2 separate regions of the Homo sapiens genome follow, and region 1 is linked to region 2. A link is a contact called in ENCODE Hi-C or POLR2A ChIA-PET data. All regions are on one chromosome and are shown on one strand. The core of a region is the stretch at or near the end of the contact, and the rest is flanking DNA. Distances in the headings are between cores, read along the strand shown.

Evidence for each region. A loop is a pair of places that touch in the nucleus more often than their neighbours do. ChIA-PET counts read pairs that join two places held with the same protein, here RNA polymerase II (POLR2A). Pooled maps may share reads with other maps.
Region 1: a map of CD8-positive, alpha-beta T cell shows a loop between it and region 2 (14-fold over the local background). The contact joins the promoter of RTN4R here to the promoter of LINC00896 in region 2. A Hi-C loop is called at or near these places in 16 of 168 maps with a recorded cell type or tissue (CD4-positive, alpha-beta T cell, CD8-positive, alpha-beta T cell, GM11168 and 12 more), 6 of 37 single-sample maps with no recorded cell type and 20 of 50 pooled maps. POLR2A ChIA-PET finds 5 or more read pairs at or near these places in 3 of 52 experiments (H1, K562 and activated CD8-positive, alpha-beta memory T cell).

The regions. Positions count from the first base shown.
Region 1 is chr22:20,266,911-20,269,610 of GRCh38, forward strand. RTN4R (reticulon 4 receptor) reads right to left here and starts at 1,408. Exons shown (of 2, transcript NM_023004.6): 1 at 1,161-1,408. The coding sequence starts at 1,182. RefSeq lists an enhancer at 252-940 and silencers at 1,152-1,311, 1,402-1,561, 1,612-1,671.
Region 2 is chr22:20,204,927-20,207,653 of GRCh38, forward strand. LINC00896 (long intergenic non-protein coding RNA 896) reads left to right here and starts at 1,406. Exons shown (of 1, transcript NR_026919.1): 1 at 1,406-2,727. LOC105372862 (a long non-coding RNA gene) reads right to left here. Exons shown (of 3, transcript XR_938009.3): 3 at 1,092-1,319. RefSeq lists an enhancer at 1,523-1,762.

The DNA.
Region 1 (2,700 bases), core at 158-2,657, 62 kb after region 2:
CCAGGACACGGAGGCAGGCAGGCAGAGGTGGGGCCCAGGATGTCTTGCCCCTGTCTGTGGGCCTGGCCTCCCCACTCAACAGACGAGCATGTGGGTGCGGGAGTGGTTATTGCGAAAGGGGCCCCAGCATGTGCCACCCGTGGAGACCACAGCAGGCATGCCGCGTGCATGCATGTGTGGCCGTGGGTGTGCAGGCGGGGGCGAGGACACAGATATGCACCCTCAGAGTCCGTGTGTGCACCCAGTGTTTGTGCATGTGCACACTGGGGCGGCGTTGGCTTGCATGTGCACCAGAGGTGTGCAAGTGTGCAGTCCGTGTAGACAAGTGCACGTGCAAGGAAACGTGTGTGCAGCCTGCGGCACCATGGACATCAGCAGGGCAGCCTGGGTGGGCACCTGGGGAGCACCCTCCAGGCGGGGCATGCCCAACTCACATGGAGCCCACCCTCCCTTGCCCGCACCGCGGGACCTCACAGCCGGTGGGGCGGGGGAGTCCCACGAGGGCTGCTAGGGAGGGGTTGCTGATTGCCCCACCGCCCCTGATTCCCCCAGCCAAGCCTCTCAATGTCCCTCGGGCTGCAGATGGCGGGCGTTGCTGCCTCCTCTCACCGCCCGCCCTGGAGGCAGCGCTGGGACAACCCTGTCCCCCACGCCCTCTACTGCCGCCAACGCCCCCATTCATCCCACTGTGGACTGACCTCGGAGAAACGGGAGGTTCTGAGCCCAGACCGTGAGGCTGGGGTGGAGGCGGCCCGACACCCCCACCCACCCTCGGTACCCACGTTTCTGCAAAAACCCGCTCGTTAACCCCTTGGTGGCCGGGGCGCTCCGAGGCCGGGCCCCGCCCTTCCAGCCCACGGCCCCCGCCCTCGACTTGGCCCAGCATCGGGGACCCTCGGACCGCCACCCTCGGCCCTGCCGAAGCCGTCAACTTTCCCGGGAAGCGGCAACTTTTCCTGCCGCCTCCGGCTCCGCCCTCCCGGGGCCGGGGCGCCAGCGGCCCCAGCCTGGCGCGGCACTGCGGTGGCTTTCCCTGCCGCCCGGCTACGCTTCCCTCGCCTCGGCAGCCCGGGACGGGCCCTGCGGCTCCGGGGAGGGGGCGAGCCGCCCCCCTCCGCGCCCCGCCGCCGGCCGGGCTCGGGTGCAGCGCGGACACTCACCTCCAGCGGACGCCCTCTTCATCGTAGGGGTTGGGCGGGGCGCGTCGGGGACTGAAAGTCGTTTCGGGGCGGGCGCCCGTCTCCCCGCGGCCGGGTCCGCATCCAGGCGCCGCCGCTACGGCCCGGCCCCGGCCCGGCCGCGGGACGAGGCTCGGCGCGCTCCGCTCCGCCCGGCTCTGGCTGGGCTCGGGCCGCGGGTGCGCAGGGCGCGCAGGGCGCACAGGGCGAGGGCGGCGGCGGCGCGGGGGTTGGGGCGTGGGCGGCGCGGCGGGCCGGGGCGCGCAGGCCGGGCCGCAGGAGGCGCTCAGCCCGCCCGGTGCACCGGCGCCGCGCGGTCCCAGACAAAGGCGGCGCATTCCTGAAGAGGCGGCGGCCCCTGCAGGCGGCGGAGGGGATGGCGGCCCGGGCCGGAGCCGGCCGGGGACGCGGGCCCGAGGGTGTGGCGGCCTAGGCTGGCCCGGTCCCCAAGCGGGCAAGGGCTTTGTCCCGAGGCCTAGGAATGGCCTCTGCCTGACCCACTCCCTTCCTGGCCTCACGAAACCCATGAATCCCCCGCCCCCTGCACAGAAGCCCCTTGCTGCAGCACGATCGCCCCCATTTTTCAGTAAGAAACAGGCTCAGGGCTTAAGAGAGTTCTGGGGGCCCTCCTGGGCCTTTGTGGCCCTCTCTGCACCATCCTAGAGAAGGGACCTAGGCCTGATGTTACCCGTAACCCTGCAGGGGTCCCCCACCTCTTCCCTTCTGCGGAATGGGGGCTCCAAACCCAGAAGACGCTCTCCGAGGTCACCTGCTTAGTATCCCCCCACTCTACCAAGCCAGCCCCCCACGGGCGGTGTGAGGCATGGGGCCAGAGAATCCAGTGACGCCCCTGCACACACCACACAGGGGTGCAGGTGTCCCTTCTCAATCTTCTGCTCGGGGCACCTACCGGGCCTCACCGATGAGCTCCTAAGTGCATCCCGGGGTCTTCAGACAACTGCCAGGCTGCCCCTGCACCTGGAGAAGTGCTGGGAGTCAGCTCAGCCGGGCTGGGTCCTCCCCAGGCCCACCCTGCATGAGAGGACCATGCAGATGAGGGTCTTGCAGGCCCACCTGGTGTCAGTCTGTAGGACCCTGACTCAAGGACGGAGTGGGCCAGCCTGATGCCTTGATGGCCCCCCTCAGAGCCCAGGTCCACTGATATGAAGCAGAGAGACCTGGTGACTGGGCACCCCTGTGCCCTCTGCCTGCCCCTGGCCATGGAGGTGGCCCTGAGGGAGATGAGCAGGGCGCAGGGCCGGTGACCTGCCTGCCTTGTGCAGAGGAAGTGAGGACCTCCCAGAGCCCTGGTGCTCCCATCTGATCCCAGTGGCAGGCAGCTTCGCAGGGTGGAGCCATGCTGGGTGGGCCCTCTGCCTGGTGTGGAGGCTGCACTGCCCACATGCCTCTGGCTGCCGCTCTGTGGCCCTCATCACTTTGGCCTGCTTTATCCCTATCACCCTTGTCCCAGCCTAGGCTTATGAGGGCATTGTGGAGTGCATGCCATTCCCAGCCACACAGA
Region 2 (2,727 bases), core at 156-2,655:
TAGCAGAGAAGCCTTGCAGGCCGCCTGTGCTGGCTCGGGAAACCGGGGCCCAGCCGGGGCCTGTCACGGTCCTGGTGCCGCCCTGCTTCCTGTCGGCGCCACGGAGCAAGCGGAGAGATTTATCTTCCCGGCTTTAAGAGGTACTAACGGAGGAGGCTGAGAGGCAGGAGCTGAATAATTGATGGCCTTCTCTGGCTCAGGATCTGCTGAAAATGACACGGTGCAAGGCAGAGGGGCTGAGAGTGCTGACCACAAAATGCTGAGAAGCCACTCCAGGGCGGTCACGGCCAGAAGGAGGACCCCCACTCAGGACGGGGTCACAGGCATTTGGGGCGGGTGTCAGAGGCTCCTGCCCTGGGTCATTCCAGGGGGCCAGGATACCCAGAAGCTGGGCCTAGAGGCCCACAGGGCTGGCTCACCCCCACTTCCCTCTCACACGCCTGCCATCACCGGTGCTTCAGCCCAGCAACCCCATGGCTCGTTGGCCCCGTCCACAGCCCCCACTGCCTCCTGTGTGCTGGGCGTGGGCCTCTGAGCTCTACTCTCAGCCTCCTTAGCCCCAGGAGAGGAGTGGAGGACAGGGGTTTAACGTGGGGTGTGGTGCGGAGCGGGGAGGGCTGTGGCGCCCCCTCAGCCCCTCCTTTCCTAACAGCCTCAGCCTCCCCCCTGGAGAATCCCCTACCTGCTGGGCACATCTGGCCTCTCCCCACCATTCTGTCTCCAGCCGGGAGATCTCTACCCAGTGAAACAGTGAAACAGGAAGGGTTCCCTGGTTACCCCGCGCAGGGCGCAGGGCATGCAGCGGGGGAGTGGCTCGCTTCTTCAGTGCCCCACCGCTCACACCTCTAGGGGAGCATACAGACGGGCAGGCTGTGGGGCTCTGACCCCATGGCAGTGTCTGGGGGTGAATGTTTACAGCTCTTGAAACCCCAGTGGGAGTGCGTTACCGGGTGGTCTTTTAGTCTAGCGGTCTGTAGGTGGCTGGTGAGAGTGAGCTCAATTAGACCCCTGCCTTATAACAAGGACAGAGGAATTTCTGTATCCCAGGGTTTCTTGCCTTGGTGTACCAAAAAATTGGATCACACGTGGGCTTGGAGAATGAGTGCAAGGTTTTATTGAGTGGAAGTAGCTCTCAGCAGATGGGGGAGCCAGAGGGGAGATGGTTTTCCCCTGGAGTCAGGCAACATTCTCGGGATGTCCAGCAGCTTGTCTTCTTCCACCAGTGTGTTCCTCTCCCCACACAGAGGCTTCTGTCTCTGCCTTGCTAGGGTCTTGGGTTTTTATAGGCATAGGATGGAGGCATGGCAGGCCAGGGTGGTCTTGGGAAATGCAACATTTGGGCAGGAAATGCCTGTCCTCACCTAGGTTCGTGGGGGTGGAGCCCTAGGCAGGGACCACGCCCTTCTCTACGGAGCACTTCCCGTCCCTCCTCTGTATCATTTAAAGGGACCACGCTTTTCCCTTCTCAGCACTTCCTTTCCGTATCAACAGGAGGCCAGGGACTGGCTGGACCCCTAGGAGCCAGGTCCTACGGATAGGTGAGCCGGCCCCCCAGGGCAAACACCTCCACTGGGCAGACCTGACTGCCCAGAGCTGGATTCTTTACTTGTAAAAGGGGCCATGAGTGACACAGGCTCGGCCTGCTGTGCCTTGAGGAAAGGAGAGGCTAAAAATTCTGCCTTCTCTCCTAAAGCCAGCCGGGCTCTTTATGGTGGGGGAAGGAAGGATTTGTTTATTTGCACTCTTCTGAAATAAAAGTTCTCTATCCTCCCTCCTGGCTGGAGTTGGGAGGGCCCCATGGGTGGGCTCTGAGATGTGGCACACGGTACCCAGGGCAGGGCTGGGAAGGGTGGGGTGCAGGGGCCTCCCTGGCTGCAGGGCCCACCCACCAGGTGCCTGGGCTTGCTGCACTGAGCAGGCATGGGCTCTGGCCCCCCTCACTGTCCCTTCCAGGCCCAGCCTGTGTTCAGGGCCCAGGACAGGGTCTGGCCAGCAGGCCCCAGGCCTCCAAGATGTTCTCAGCCTCTGGAGTGTGTGTGATGATGAGCACTCATGGAGCTTCCTGTATGCTGGGCCCTGGGCTTCTGAGAGGGCCACCGGGTGGCGACTGAGTCACGAGGTGGAGGGCCAGTCCCAGGGACTCCAGGTGACCTCGTGTCGGCACCACGCCCTTCTCCCATGGGCAGTCCTGGGCGCCCCTTCCTGGCCTTGGGCCCAGTGGCCTGTGGCCTGACCCCGTCCACTCCTGCTTGGTTGTCCCAGCAGCAGCAGGAGCCCATGCTGGAGAAGGTGTTATGGGGCAGGTGGAGGGCCCGGCTGACTCAGATGATCCCCCAAGTTTCTTTTCAATGAACACTTGTTTAGTGCAGTTTTTCCTCCTCAAATCCCCCTCACACAGGCAGACACCCTCTTGGCCCAGGGTAATCTGCTGAGCCTTTGCTCAAATATAGCAGCTTTGCTGCTTTCTAAACACAACTAATCCAATTTGGGATTTGGGGATTCGAGGTGGGCAGCACTGGGCCTCAGATGAGCCCCCATCACCCCAGACCCATGCAGGAAGAGCCAGGCAGGGTGGGGCCCTGGGGCCACCTGGTGGGCTCAGGGCCAGGGCATCGCGATGTCCCCATCCTTCACACTACGGGGCTTCCTGGCTGCAGAGTTGGGGACTCAGCTGGGAATGCTGGCCATAGAGGCAGAGAGCCCCCATCCTGCTGGGCCAGCCCTGAC